Regions from separate parts of the Homo sapiens genome. Here region 1 is linked to region 2. Evidence: read pairs that join two places in POLR2A ChIA-PET (ENCODE). Cell type or tissue: B cell. All regions are shown on one strand. Each heading gives the region's core, and the rest is flanking DNA. Links, peaks and the distances in the headings are about the cores only.

Evidence for each region. Peaks named below come from ENCODE experiments on the same cell type or tissue, not always from the same donor. Only the 100,000 strongest peaks of a DNase experiment are listed, where the experiment ranks them.
Region 1: POLR2A ChIA-PET joins it to region 2 with 7 read pairs; 8 of 35 experiments call an interaction of 5 or more read pairs at or near these places.

Annotation. Positions count from the first base shown.
Region 1 is chr11:95,210,780-95,218,572 of GRCh38, forward strand. All of the region lies in intron 1 of SESN3 (sestrin 3), which reads right to left. Among named protein-coding and RNA genes, the nearest start is that of SESN3, 17 kb to the right of the region's middle. In B cell, for the core only: no CTCF peak of the experiment used is centred there; no DNase peak of the experiment used is centred there; H3K27ac peaks cover 2,313 bases.
Region 2 is chr11:95,688,723-95,696,515 of GRCh38, forward strand. No RefSeq gene overlaps it. Among named protein-coding and RNA genes, the nearest start is that of FAM76B, 97 kb to the right of the region's middle. In B cell, for the core only: no CTCF peak of the experiment used is centred there; a DNase peak (open chromatin) is centred at 4,399; H3K4me3 peaks cover 627 bases.

The DNA of each region.
Region 1 (7,793 bases), core at 1,216-6,215, 480 kb before region 2:
TTTTAAAAAGTTAATTTGACAAAGTTCACAGGCAAGATAAAGGGAATGAGAAAAACCCAAACTTGGTAAATCTGCTTTTAATTAGGACATAGAGTTCAGTATAAATAATACTCTATAAACATTCTTCTTTATATCAAAGGTTTGGCCAGACTAAAAAAAAGGAAAAAACAAAAGCAGCTAGTTTACAATTACACTTGCATTATGTGAAAAATTCAGAGAAAAAGATACCCAGTTTTATCAAGAGAAATGATAAGATGCTCTGACACAATTATAGTGGAAAAGAATAATAAATATCCCAGATAATCATTAATTACTTCCTGGTGCATAGAAAAGTATTCCAGTTCATGCAATCATGTAAACAAGCCAATCATAGCTTCATGTAGAAACTTGGGGCATCTCACCCTCTTTATTCTAGAAAGCCTGTCTCTCACTGCCCCTCGTTGTTCATTCTGTTCCAGAATACAACTTCCAAGTGCACTGCATGGTGTGCAGTGTCCTCTTCCCCTGGACTGTGAGTATATGTGACTAATAAACCACTGTTGATCTCATCTGTCCAGTGTTAGGTATTATACGTTCAGCCACCCCCATGACCCAAGAGTGGCAGTCCCTCCCACAGCAGTGGGTGAATAGAAGGCTATTAAAATAGGCAGTGAGAATATTATATGAATAAATATCTGTAAAGCTCTTAAGAGTGTGACATCATCTATACAACTATAAAAGGCTCATGCCTATAATCCCAGCACTTTGGGAGGCCAAGGCGAGTGGGCCACGAGGTCAGGAGTTTGAGACCAGCCTGGCCAATATGGTGAAACCCCATCTCTACCAAAAAAAAATACAAAAATTGGCTGGGCATGGTGGCGCACGCCTGTAGTCCCAGCTACTCAGGAGGCTGAGGCAGGAGAATCACTTGAACCCGGGAGGCGGAGGTTGCAGTGAGTCGAGATCACACCACTGCACTCCAGCCTGGGTGACAGAGCAAAACTCCGTCTCAAAAAAAAAAAGTAACTGCTGTTATTAGAATTATGCAATACTGAGTTCCTTAGTATAACACAACTAGACAACATGTTTAGAAATTGTCTTACAAGCTAAAGAAAAGATTTACAGAATAGGCTGGGTTTAGAAAACTATCAATTGGCTCAAAGTAGGTCATTAATTCGATATTTTGTTCAACAAATGACCCATCCTATTAGAAATGGAAAATAAAATTGGAAAGTAAAGCCACTTAAGTAAAAAACACCCATTTATAAAATAACTGGTTATAGATACTCTATAATGTTATCTATAACACATTTTGCATTTTTGAGAATTCAAATATATATTTTTAAAAATCATTAAAAATAGTCCACTGAAACCACATACCTAAGCCTTAAACATAAGAACAAGTATTTAATATTTAACTACCCTTCTTTTCCATACAGTAATGTATTAAATTAACTGAAACATTATCCATGCTTTCACAAGTGAAGATACATAATAATCTATTAACCTCTACAAAAAGTCAAAAGGTATAGTTTTCCATTTTTAGCTATCTTTATAATTATTTAGAAAACATCTTTCTCTCTAACCACAGAGTAAGCTCTCTAAAACCTAGGACAGACTCCATACACCTTTTTTAAGTCTTCAAAAATCCTAGCATACATATTAATTAAATAATTCTAAAATTACATTATATTATAAAGTAGCCATCTTTTTCTATTTCAGTTCCTAATAGATAATATCTCTAGATTAACACACAGTGCTCAGATTATATATTTAAATTCCTGAAATTTATACAGTAAGTTTTATTATCTACCATATGGTATAAAAGTAGAGCAATACAATTGCAGCTATCTCTTGAATTCATAATTAAGGAAACAAACTAATATTCTGATGAAATATTAATAAGCACATCAGATTCCTAAAGAGAATGATTGATATGACAACATAAAAAAATATGCTATAGATAGGCACAGTACCTTCATTCATTTCCAGATTGTATTGATCTATGTCTACGCATCTGAGCCCTCATTAGCCTCCTACACACACATTATTATTCCCTTGGTGATTTACCCATAGCTACTTTGGATATCTATTAAACCTGTGAACATTTGTCTTTATCTCAATGCATCTTTAATTTGCCATCTCATTTGAATCTGCTCTCTGTACTATCCATCACTTAAATTATCTCTTCTTCTCTATTATTTCAAATCAGTAATAGCTTTTTAAACTTTTATAAAATATGTGTTTATTGCTAAAAACAAAGGACAATGAAGTAGATGGTAAAAATAATCTCCTGTAACCCCACCACCCAGAAATTAATACTGTTAATTTTGGATTCCTTATTTATCTTTTTTTAAATGAAAACAAAAATCTTCATAGTCCTAAAAAATAAAAAAAAACCTTGGTCTTTTCCAATCAATAACATATTGTGGATGTCTGTCCACTTCTATACATAGATCAGTTGCCCAGTATTCCACTGTATTTATGTCACATAATTTGTTTAACCAATTCCCTCATTAACAGTAACCTCAGAGTATTAAGCATTTACTGATGATATTTTAAAGATGAGAGCTGATTCAATTGAAAATGACCCCTATACTGAGATAAGATTTAGTCAAGGGGCAAACAACTTTACAAAGGAAAAAGACAAAGTAAGATTACCGATGACAATGTGGTCTTATTCTCTAGCTTCTAATATACAGCACTGTCATTGACCTTTACTGAAAGCTAGGTGAACAAGCAGCTAGAATCAAAGGGCTCTGCCTTTAAGTAAGTGTGGATGCAAAAGAGAACAAGGGAGGCAGGCTGCCAGTGGAGTCTTTTAAATAGGATAGGTGATCTGTAGACCCCAAATCGTAGGAGTTGGCTGAAAAAAAACTGGCATAATTTGTTAAGCTTTTATTTTTAATCGTTATTGCTTCCAGTGTTCCATGAGATAGCTCTGTTTAAATGTAATTATGAATGACCCATAATTTAGTCAGTATTTTTATTCTTTATGAGAGTAAAATTACAACCAGAGCTAGGCAACTCTTTTTTTCTCAGGCATGGACCCAATCCTATATCTAAGCTTCTCTAGTTCTCTATCAATCTGAAGATAATAATTATCATTCATTAATTCAGAGAAGGAATTCGGTAACATTTCAAAATACTCAAATAAAAAGTCCTATGTAAAAAAGAAAAAAGAAAAAAAGATAAAAGTTCTGCTACCTTAACCAGTCATGCAATAACTGACAGGAAATATTCTCATACCTTACTTTTGCCATACTGCTATTTTAGACCATGAAAATGCTTTTTAAATTTTCTTTTTTCATGAGATTCAAAGTCAAAAGCTGACTGTCCATTGCCATGGAGACAGTTCTATTTAAGGTACTATATTAGCCCTTTCCTCACAGAAGGATAGAAAAATGGTCACTAGAAAAGCATCACCTACCATGGTTTAGAATTAAGTAATTACATATGCTTCTGGGGCAGCCCATGCGTAAGGAACTTTGGAATTAAAGTGGGGTAATTTAATACAGCCTGTTATTCACATAAGTAACATCAATACAGGTTAAATTGTAGTATTAACTTAGAGGTAATATGAGGAAAACACCCATTACCTCAAAATTAGATACAACCAAAGAACAAAATAAAATGACTTATAGTTACTGTCCTAGATAGAACTGCAACTAACTGAAACAATCTTTGCTTTTCAAAGAGCAATCTTCTATTTACCTATGGTCCATATATAATACACATGGCTTGGGTTTCTTCTGTTTCAATTTGTAGGCCTCCTGTCTCCAAATGGAGACTTTCTGACACTCCATTTTTAATTGAAGAGTAAGCTACTATAGGTGAAAGAGAACATCCATAATTTATATATATATATGTATTTAATATTGTCCAAGAGATTCAAAAGAATTTTTAAAAAACAACATATCAATCCCAAATCTGTCATCAGGACAAATGTTATCATTTCTTCTTTGATTAAAAAAAGTTTTCTTTATGAAAGCTTAAAATATCAATCTTCCTTGAAATAAAAATAATCTAAGATGGAAAGACCTACCAGAGTCTACCAATGTTAGTGCCAAAACGCTTATTTTTATGTAAGCAAGCACGTCCAAGAGATATTTTCACTTGATTTGTCGTAAACAAGCTTTCAAAACCCAATTCCTTTTTCCCCAAGCTAAAGTTCAGAATGTAGCAACAATAAAATAAGACATATTTTTCTTACAGTGAGAGCATATTATATCTGAAGGTCTCAAATCTGCATTTTGTAAAATAGGCAAAAGGAATCTTCCTGATTCTAGCACTGGCGCTGCCAATATCATCTCAAACAACTGATAATGCATGTTGAAACTGAAGTGGATGTAAACAATTTTCATTTGTGGAAGCATTTGGTTAATACTACTAGACTGGTGGTACTAAATTCTTAGAGTATTAGAATCACCTGGAAGGCCTGTTACACTACAGATGGTTGGGTCCCATCCCCAGAATTTCAAAAGATTCAGCAGGTCTAGGGGTGGGGGGTGGGGTAATAATCTAACAAACTCCCAGTTGATACTGATGCTGCTGGTTCTAGAACCACACTGCAGAACCATCGTCCTAGACATGAAACAAACTGATTTGCCTACGGAATTGTTATTCTTTGCTGGTTAATACTTCAACCTTTCTCAAAATGAAACATTTTAAATAAAACGATAGCTACGGTCTGGGGGAGGGGAAGTAGGAACAGTCAATCATAGCAATTTGGGAAAGATATTAATTCAATGAAGACCGAGTTGATTCCTAAAAATTGTTATCTAGTTTGGTGTACTGCTGAATTACAATGACATTCAGGAAAGTAAATACCTGACATGTAGTAAACGGTCTGTGTCCCCTATGAATTCAACTGACCTTGACAAACAAATATCTATCATAAAATAATGAAGAGGAACTTAGTATTTGAATGTGAATTTTTCCTAGAAATAACTGTAAACCAATTATGTGTCACACATGCTCTAGAAAAGGTATGTATCAAGTTTCTGTGAATCCAATCTAGCTTTTCCACTGATTTATGTCTTCATTTTAGAAATCCTTGGCCGGGCGCGGTGGCTCACGCCTGTAGTCCCAGCACTTTGGGAGGCCGAGGCGGGCGGATCACGAGGTCAGGAGATCGAGACCATCCTGGCTAAAACGGTGAAACCCCGTCTCTACTAAAAATACAAAAAATTAGCCGGGCATGGTGGTGGGCGCCTGTAGTCCCAGCTACTTGGGAGGCTGAGGCAGGAGAATGGCGTGAACTCGGGAGGCGGAGCTTGCAGTGAGCCGAGATCCCGCCACTGCACTCCAGCCTGGGCAACAGAGAGAGACTCCATCTCAAAAAAAAAAAAGAAAAAAAAAAAAAAAGAAATCCTTTATCTTAAATTGATTGATATACAATAGACAGCACACTGCATTTTAGTTTCTAAGTGCTCTACACCTTCTGTCAAATAGTTGATGATCCATAAACAATAAAATGTGTTAAGATGACTATAAAGGTAGAACAAAAAGAAATGGCCTTTTATAGTAACAATGGACTCCTCTTTGACAGTCATGTAATGTATACCTATCACTGAAAAGGAAATGGACAGGTTAGGACTGCTAGAGGACATATTACTTCATTTTTGTGATATCATGGCACTTTTTATGAATGATAACACAGTAGTTTATTAAATGCAAAATTTACTAAATATACACTGTCACAATGAGTTCAAATTTTAGTAGCACTCTAAAATGAAAAATGAAATGCTTCAGCACATTGATGGCAACATTCTAGGTAATTTCTTATTCAGTGTTTTTAAAAATCCAATTGTTTCTATAAATAATCTATATCTAACTACAAATGGAGTTATATCATTGAGGTGCTTATTATCAATTCATTCCATTTTCCACTGTGACAAATATGTTTTCCACAACAGCTCTAATAAAAATCTAATAATTAGTAAAGGAAGTAAGATAAAATCACATAGATATTAGCAATAATTAGTAAAGGAGGCAAGATAAAAAAAAAAAACCACACAGATGTCTTGTAGTTTAAAAGTTTAACATCAATTAAGAGTAAAATACTGGCCAGGCATAGTGGCTCACACCTGTAATCCCAGCACTTTGGGAGGCTGAGGCAGGTGGATTATGAGGTCAGGAGTTCGAGACCAGCCTGACTAATATGGTGAAACCCTGTCTCTACTAAAAATACAAAAACTAGCTGGGTGTGGTGGTGCATGCCTGTACTCCCAGCTTCTCAGGAGGCTGAGGCAGGAGAATCGCTTGAACCCTGGAGGTGGGGGTTGCAGTGAGCCACGATCATGTCACTGCACTCCAGCCTGGACAACAGAGCAAGACTCTGTCTCAAAAAAAAAAAAAAAAGTAAAATATTTTCCACTACTATATGCTTATACATCATGTGAATTTGTTTTTTAAAACCACATGTGTTTAGACTAGTGATACTTCACAAGATAAAAGACAGATAAGAAAGGTCACCCATATCAATGTATGCTTTTTGTGCATTTAATTCTCCCATATGTAATCATAAAACTGCACAACTATAACAAGAGTTAGTCAGGGGACTCCCTGTCAAATATAATTTGAAGCATACATTATTAAACTACTTAACTGTCAGCCACTGTAGCTCATGCCAGTAATCCCAGCACTTTGGGAGGCCAAGGTGGGTGGATCACTTGAGGTCAGGAGTTCAAGACCAGCCTCGCCAACATGGTGAAATCCCCGTCTCTACTAAAAATACAAAAATTAGCCGGGCACGGTGGTGGGCACCTGTAATCCCAGCTACTTGGGAGGCTGAGGCAGGAGAATTGCTTGAACCCGGGAGGTGGAGGTTGCAGTGAGCTGAGATGGTGTTGCTGCACTCCAGCCTGGGCGACAAGAGCCAGACTCCGTTTAAAAAAAAAAAAAAAAAGCTTAATTGTCAATCCTCATTTCAAAGGAAGAATTCTGACTGAATAGGGCTTGAATCTTGCACACTGCACTAGTTATGTCATGGCTTGATCTGGGTATCATTAGATCCCAACCATGGAACGCATCATATACTGATGCTTTCACAAATGTGCAACCTAGATAATGGTGCCATATTACTTACATTGATTAAATGCTCAGTGTGCAATTTTAAAAGATTATCCCTATAAAAAGTATTCTGAATGACTTGATTTTCCATTTTTAAATTACTGACATCCACCACTTCTGCTCATCAGAGGAAGGGTTTGTTTCTGCTGAATAATCTTCCTCTCACAACACTCTCCAACACCAACACTCACATATTCCTGCATCAGGTACCACCTTTGTCCCCTCTGGAGTAAGTGTAGGTTCATTTATTACATGACACATTTCTTGAGCACCACTATGCTAATGTTGGTTGGGGAAGGTAGGTAGAGAATTAGGATTTTAAGACAATAAGACAATTAGTTCAAAGCTTTACAATTACTTACTATAGAAGAACTACTGTGCTTATGTGTATGGCCTGTAAGCCCAAAATATTATTACCCAGCCCTTTACAGAAAGTTTACCAAATCCTACTCTTGACTGTAGTGTCAACTGGGAGGCATAACCTTGAAGATCTCTAAGAGACCCAGGCATAAGTTGCAAGTCATCACGCTACGTAGGTAAAAACTCTGATGTTCTCATTCTAAGTCTGTTCAGTGCCTAACAGGTGAGAGCACTTAATGTTTCCAAAATACACAAACTAATTAAAGATATTCATATAGTATTCAGTGATTTATAAATGTTTATAGCCTTAACATTTCTTGCCTAAGAATCTGAAGGCCAGGAAAAGGTAATAGCATCTGACATAGAATTCTGATAAGCAT
Region 2 (7,793 bases), core at 1,411-6,410:
CATGTTTATTCCACTGCCTCCCTTAATCAAGGGAAAATTTTTAGAATGTTTTCCATTAAAAAAAATCAGTTACAGCAATTACAAGTTAACCATCAGTTATCAGGAAAACAGCCATCCACAGATACCCAGAATCACTCATTCCTTGAGGGTACGATAGCCCATGGTTTCATGTACATATTTGAATTGACAAACCTCCTCTGAACTGCTGAAAAGTTTACGAGGTCTAAAATACCATCATGTTTTTCTTCCTCCCTCATCGTCACCTGGTTTAAACTTCAAGGTGTGTTCTTTGAAAAACACTTGTTTCCAGTGACTCATTTTGAAATCACTGATTTCATCTTCCTTGTTCTTTGCAAAGCCAGGAAAAGAGATCAAGACCACATTGTTTTCACCTTCAAAAACACTTGCCCTGTAACCGGAAGAGTCCAGAACTGTTTTTGTTAATTCGTTGAATAATGTGTTCTTGTTTCATCTTTTCACAAGAGCAGAAATCCACTCTCAGAATAGGGCTCCCTGCTTGCCATCTGCTTATCCACCAGCAATTTTCAACCAACCTGTTTGGAAAGGATTCACTTATGCAGTCAACACATTTATTGAGCATCTACTTTGTACCAGACACTGTTCTACATTCTGAGAATACAGAAATGAGATAGATGCAACATTTTGTCCTTAGAGTTTTTACTTTAATGAGAGAGATATAATGAAAAACATACAAATAAAAATGATTATTCTAGATAGTGAAAACACTCATGAAGAAAAATTTAAAAGGGTGGCATAGCATAGAGTGAGTCAGGTGAAAGATTTCTTTAGATTGGGTGGTCAGGGACAGCTTTCTGAGGAGGAAACATTTGAGCTGAGATTAGAATGTTAATGAGACAGCAATGACAGGATTTGGAGGAAGAGTCCCAGAAGAGCCTTAAGATGAGAACAAAATTGGTGGGGATGAGGAATGGAAAGGAGGCAGATGCAGCTGGAAAGGGATAAGGGAAGAGAAAACAGTTGATGAGGTCAGAGATGCTATTAGGGCCCAGCACCTGTGGTAGAGAATTTTAATTTTATCCCAACTGCAGTGAAAAGACATTAAAGAATTTTGAGGCTGCTGTTTAGAGAGCTGATTACATATTGGCAAAAATGGAGCAGAAAGACCAGTTAGGGGCAACTGCAGTAGTTCAGGTGAGAAATTACAATGCCTGGACTAGGTAGTCCACGAAGATGGGAGGAAGTAAATGTCTTTCATGATAGAACAGCCAGCATGTGCTCATAAATTGCACGAAAAAAAATGGGACTGGATTGTTATGCTAGTGACATTTTCTGAATTCAGGAAGACTAGGAGAGAATAGATTTGGGAGAGGGATGGGAAATCAAGTGAAGTATTGGAAATGTTGACTTGGAGATTCCTATTCATCATCTAAACAGAGATGTCAAGAAGCTGACTGTACAAGAGGTCAAAGAAGGGGTTCATAGCTGAAGATATGTAGAGTATCTCATAAGACCCCTGAGGGCACACCCCTTGCAAAGCCCAACCCCAGATTTCAAACACAGTCTTTCCCAGTTTCGCATTGGGAAACTGGAATGGGAAGCTGGGCAAGATTGCGTAATGGGAAACCGGGAAAGACTGTGTTTGAAATCTGGAGTTTAACTGATCCTATCTTAGTATTAATTCTCCATTAAAGTACTTAGTCTCCATCTGATTTCCCTCTAAATGGGGTCTTTATAAGCTCTCTTCCTTTGTTACCAGGGTCTTCTTAAATGCAAACAGAATAGGCACCTACACCAAACAGAATGAAGTTGCAAGTATTCTTAAGTGAGAAGATAACTTGCATTCTAAGACAAGCTAGATGACATCCACAGAGTTCTTAAGAAGGATTGTTTCCAACAACAGTCTGACCTACTGACTCTTTCACCAGTCTTCACCTCTTCTTCATCCACCACTTGCACTCTTTATTTTCCCTTTTGAGGAACCTATCTGTCTTTATTTCAACCAACAGCCACCTAGTCAACCCTTGGATGTTAAAAGTTTACTCATCTCGAGATATATTTGCTTTTTACCTGGGAGACTGAAGAGGCAACAGATCTTGAAGATCAAATAAATGACTCTCAGATAGTAGGATTTCAAGTAGGACCTCTCTAATCTCAACGCATGGGCTGGTTCCTTTCCTGTGGCCTGCTCTGTCCATTTTTTTTTTCATATTTTCCATCTTAAAAATTCCCCTCCCCAGGAAACTGTGACACATGCTACAACATGGATGAACCAGGAGGATATCATATTAAGTGAAATAAACAAATCACAAAATGACAAATGCTGTATGATTCCACTTAGATGAGGTACCTAGAGTAGTCAAACTCCTAGAAACAGAAAGTAGAATGACGGTTGTCAGGGGCTGGGAGGAGAAAGAAACGAGGAATTGTTATTCACAGGTAACAGAGGTTCAGTTTTGCAACATGAGAAAGTTCTGGAGATTGGTTGCACAAGAACATGAATATACTTAACACTTCTGAACTGCACACTGAAAAGCGGTTAGAATGGCGAATTTTATGTGAAATCACAATTTGGAGGTGTTTTTTAATTATTAAAGCTAAAAGAGCAAGTCAGAGAGATGTGAAGCATAAAAGGGATTCAACACGCTGTGGCTTTGAAGATGGAGGAGTCTGCAGAATGAAGAATTCATGTGGCCTCTGTAGGGTGGGCTCAACCAGCAAACAGGAACCTCAGTCCTGTAAACATGAGAAACTATGAGGAACTGAATTATGACAACCTGAAAGAACCTGGAAATGTAGTCTTCCCCAGATCCTGCATATAAGAGCCAGTCTAACACCCTGATTTCAGCCTTGAGAGACCCCCAGCAGAGAACACAGTTGAGTAATATACAGATCTGTGAGAAAATAAATGGACATTTTACACCACTAAAAAAAAGATCCCTTGTTTTAACCTCAAGCTCCTCTCTTCCATGAGCTACCATCTCATTTCTCCTTTACAGACATACTATTTGACATTCAGTATCTACTTCATCTCTTTCATTGCTTATACTTTCCCCCAAAATGTCAGTGACTTTCTTTAGTTCCCAGTTCCAATGGGCATTCTAAACGTTTTCTATTACTTGACCTTTGTGGTACTTGATGCTCCTGACTACTTAGTCCTTTATGAAATATTTTCTCCCTTGGATTCTGTAACCCACTCTTCTGGTTTCTCTAACCTCTTTTGCTGTTTCTTCCCGAGCTCCTTTGTAGATTCTACTGTCTCTAGTTAACTCTCAAATTTGTTGTCCTCCAGGGCTCTTTTATTTACCCTAGCTTCTCTCCTTCATGTACTCTTTCTGGGGATTTTTATCCTCATTCACAACTTCCACTCTTACCTATGTATGTTATTATTGGCTCCAAACATATTTCTCTGGCTTGTACCTCTTGGCTAAACTCCAGATCTGTATATCCAACTGTGTATGGGGCATCTCCACCTAGAAAGCCCAAAGATCTTCAAATTAATATGTCTAAATCATTCTTTCCTTATCAAAGCTGCACCTTTTCCTGCATTTGCCATCTTGATGAATATCAGTCTTCCAAATTTAATCACTCAAACTAGAAGACAAGAGATGTTGTCTATACTCCTCTTTGCCCCTCAAAACCTCTGCCACAATCCATCCACTTATCCAATTCTAAGAGATTCCACCTCCAAACTGTCTCTTGAATATGTCCCCATCCCACCCTTCTATATCTACTGTTACTTTCTTAGTCCGTGATCTAATCACTTCACACTTGATTATGGCAATTGCTTCCTGTTTTCTTATTTCCTAAATTGTCACCCTATTTTCAGTTTGCCCCACTGCAATTCATTCTCCACCCTGGAGCAATCTTTCTAAAATGCAATTTTCTTCATTAAATTCCTTTAATAGCTCTGCATTTGTTCAGGATAAAGCTCAAATTCTTTTTCTTAGTATCTAATGCCTTACAAGATATGGCACTTGCCTAATTCACAAACTATCCCTCTGTCTATGTACATACTTGGGACATACTAAATTCTTACCAACTTAGTAATATGTCAAGCTGTTTCTTATCTGCACTCCTTTGGACATGTTTTGCTTATCCATAATTACCAACTCATTCTTCAAATTTTAGCTTAGTTATTATTCCCTTGAAATATCTATTCTACTTAAACAATTCAACAAGCAAAAAACAAATAACTCCATTAAAAATAGGCAAAGGGGCCAGGCACAGTGGCTCACTCCTGTAATCCCAGCACTTGGGAGGCCAAGAGGGGCAGATCACTTGAGATCGGAAGTTTGAGACCAGCAGACGCTCTCAAAAGAAGATATACAAGTGGCCAGCAAACATGAAAAAATGCTCAGCATCAGTAATCATCAGAGCAATGCAAATCAAAACCACAATGAGATACCATCTCACACCAGTCAGAATGGCTATTATTAAAAAGTCAAAAAACAACAGATGCTAGCGAGACTGCAGAGAAAAGGGAACACTGTTGATGGGAATGCAAATTAGTCCAGCCACTGAGGAAAGCAGTCTGGAGATTTCTCAAAGAACTTAAAACATTAAAACAGAGCTATTATTTGACTCAACAACCCCACTGCTGGGTATATACTCAAAGGAAAATAAATCATTCTACCAAAAAGACACATTCACTCGTATGTTTATTGCTGCACTATTCACAATAGAAAAGACATGGAATCAATCCAGGTGCCCATCAATGGTAGATTGGATAAAGAAAATCTGGTACATATGCACCATGGAATACTATGCAGCCTTAAAAAAGAATAAAATCATGTCCTGTGCAACAACATGGATGCAGTTAGAAGCCATAGTACTAAGAGAATTAATGCAGGAACAGAAAACAAAACACTGCATATTCTCACTTACAAGTGGTAGCTAAATATTGAGCACACATGGACATAAATATGGGAACAACAGATGAACAATAGACACTGGGAACTACTAGAGGGGGGAGTTCAAAAACTACCTATTGGGTACTATGCTCACTACCTCGGATGATGGGATCCATACTCCAAAATTTATCATCATGCAATATTTACATGTAACAAACCTACACCTGTACCCTCTTGTGTCTAAAATAAAAGTTGAATTTTTTTTTAAAAAATTAAATCAATGGTATTTTCTCTTTCTCCCAACAACTGATGTGCACACCTGGTCAATTAAGCAGTTATCTTCCCAGCAATTCTAACGCTTACACATGTGGATGTTCAAATAAAATATCATAAAGCTAGTTTCAGACTCTATTTTGAAAAGTAGCTCTTTCTTTTAATCATACTTGGAATTTTAAAATTTGTGGCAGAATGACCCAGAAAAAGGGTACTAGAAGGAGTACAGTGAATTTATCGAATGCTTCAGTGGGGTGCAGCAAGTTGAGCATTTAAGACTCTGAGCTCTCATCCCCATTTCAAGCTTTGTAGCATCACTTTGATCTATCTTACTGCTTTGGAATATGTTATTTGGGGAAAAAAATTTTACTTGAAATAAAGTTAGAAAACTATTTGGATTATAAAAGTGAATTTTCTATGATCTGTGTATGAACCTATTTTCCTTTTGGGAAATTTCCTTGTGGACCCTCCTTGCACATCTGCTACTTGAAACAAGGTTGTTCTTCTTTTGTTCACCAGATTCTTTCTGCAATTCGCTGAGGACTATAAGCCTGAAATAGAAAATAGATTTATAGCTTTATTATAATGCAATACTTTGAATTTAGGCACAACTAATATGTTTGAATTGTCTCCGCAGGATTGTTGGGTTAGAGATACAGAATAGTGGCCCTGAAGTTACCCTCCCTGTGTTTACATTGTAGCTCTGCTAATTTCTAGTTGTGTGACCTTAGAAAAATCAGCTCATCTCTGTGCACCTCTAGCTCCATCTCTGTAAAATGAAGTTAATAACAGAAGCTATTTTATAGCACTGTGGTAAGGATTAAATGAGTTAATATATGTGAAGCTTTCTGAAGAGCCCTTGGCACATAGTACTGAGCTCAGTAATTGATAGCTGTTGTACTATTATTATTACTTACACATGGACATCCCAATCCTTGAACGTATGGTATTATTCATAAGGGCCAGCACTATTCCTAGCCAGCTCCATAAAAATGAGAGCTGTATGGTTTTCTCTTCTTAGCAGCCTGAAGCAACAAAGCATACATCTAGTCCTTGCCTTTATGGATATCCACTTGCAGGACTGGAAATTCTTGCCTGATCAATCACTGTAGAACTCAATTGTTTAAGAACTCAGAAGCTTCCAGAATAATGCTCATCTATCCTCTCTACCTTGTATGTGCTGTTCCCTGCCTTTGAGATCCTCTCTTGTCTTCTCCATTGGACCAGAAGAGGATAGAAGGTGGCCCTAAACCTTGCTTTTGTTTTTCTTATATTAGGACACAAAGTTGAGTAAGAGAGAGTCCCCTGGAAGACTTTCAGTTAAGAAGGAATGACAGTCCAGTGAACCTGTGGTTACAATAAAAGTTTAAGAGTTTTTATGGCAGTGGATAATATTTTTTAATTTATTAATGATTTTCTTCACTCTTCCTTGCATAAGGCTGTGCTCTACTAAACCAGATACACTGTTACCTCTAGGAAGATTTTGTTTTAACTAGAATGCAAAGAAAAGGCCACCATTCAGCATTTGATTTGCAACAGAGAATCATGAGGCCCATGGCAAAGCTGTGGTCATGAAAACCAGGGTTTTCTCAGAAATCAAGGTACTTCTAAAGGTAAACAACTTCTCTTTCCATATCAGGAGCAAAACTTGAAATTTGAAACATATGATTTTACTATAACCTTTAGATAGTAAAGCTTATATTATATTATATTATATTACTATGTTGTAAAGCTCTTATCTTTACTGTCTAAGTGAACCTTAGATAGTAAAGATAAACCTCCAAATTGTCTGAGTTTCAAGTAAAGCTTAGATAATAAAGACAAAAATTTTTCTTTAGAGAAATTTAAGGATTATGATTTAAGGGAAGTTGCCATCTATCCAAGGAGTAAAAATAAAGTGGAAAGGACCTCTGACTTGAGGGATAGAAATCAGACAGGGAGAGCTACAGAAGACTAGACAAGGGAGAAGATGATCATGAGTCCCTGAGTTTATCCCCAGCACAGGGGCCAGGTATATAGAGACTGGAGGGTTTTGCAGCAGCAGAAATTGCCACAAAACTCCAGGCACATTGAGACAGAACCCACAAGCATTTTTTCCATGCTAGTGCCCTGCTTTCCTAGGCTATCCAAGCTGGCCTTGGAGTGGTAGAACAACAAAGGGAAGTGTCCACAGAGACAGGCCTGCTATGGGACAACTGACTCCCATGGTGCTCATATGATGTGGAAGGAGTCCAGAAGCTCCTGAATGCCTCCGGGAATGTGGACCATGAGTGCTGGCTGGTGAACTTACTCAAGGCAACGATGGGCCAAGCTGGGGATGGAATGGAGTCACTGGGAATCTGAAGCACCGCGAGAGCCAGCGTGGGGCCTGATCAACAAGAGGTGATGGCCAAACACTTTGGATACTGTTTCAGAGCAACACGCAAACCATGTTTTCCTCTGCCCTCATACCACAACAACAATCATCAACACAGAAGAAGACTTCTGTGACCAAAGTGTGGGGGTTTTTCCCCGGGTATCCTCCAATCAGTTCTAACATTATGTACCCAGAAACAGCAACAGATATCACATATGGAGGGCTCAGTCCTACAAGTCTGCCCCCTTCTCCCACCAGCCTCAAGTCCAGGCCTCCAGAACTCCTGACCGATCAGCTTCAAGTTGGGGTTCCCATGACCCTATCTTTGGGTT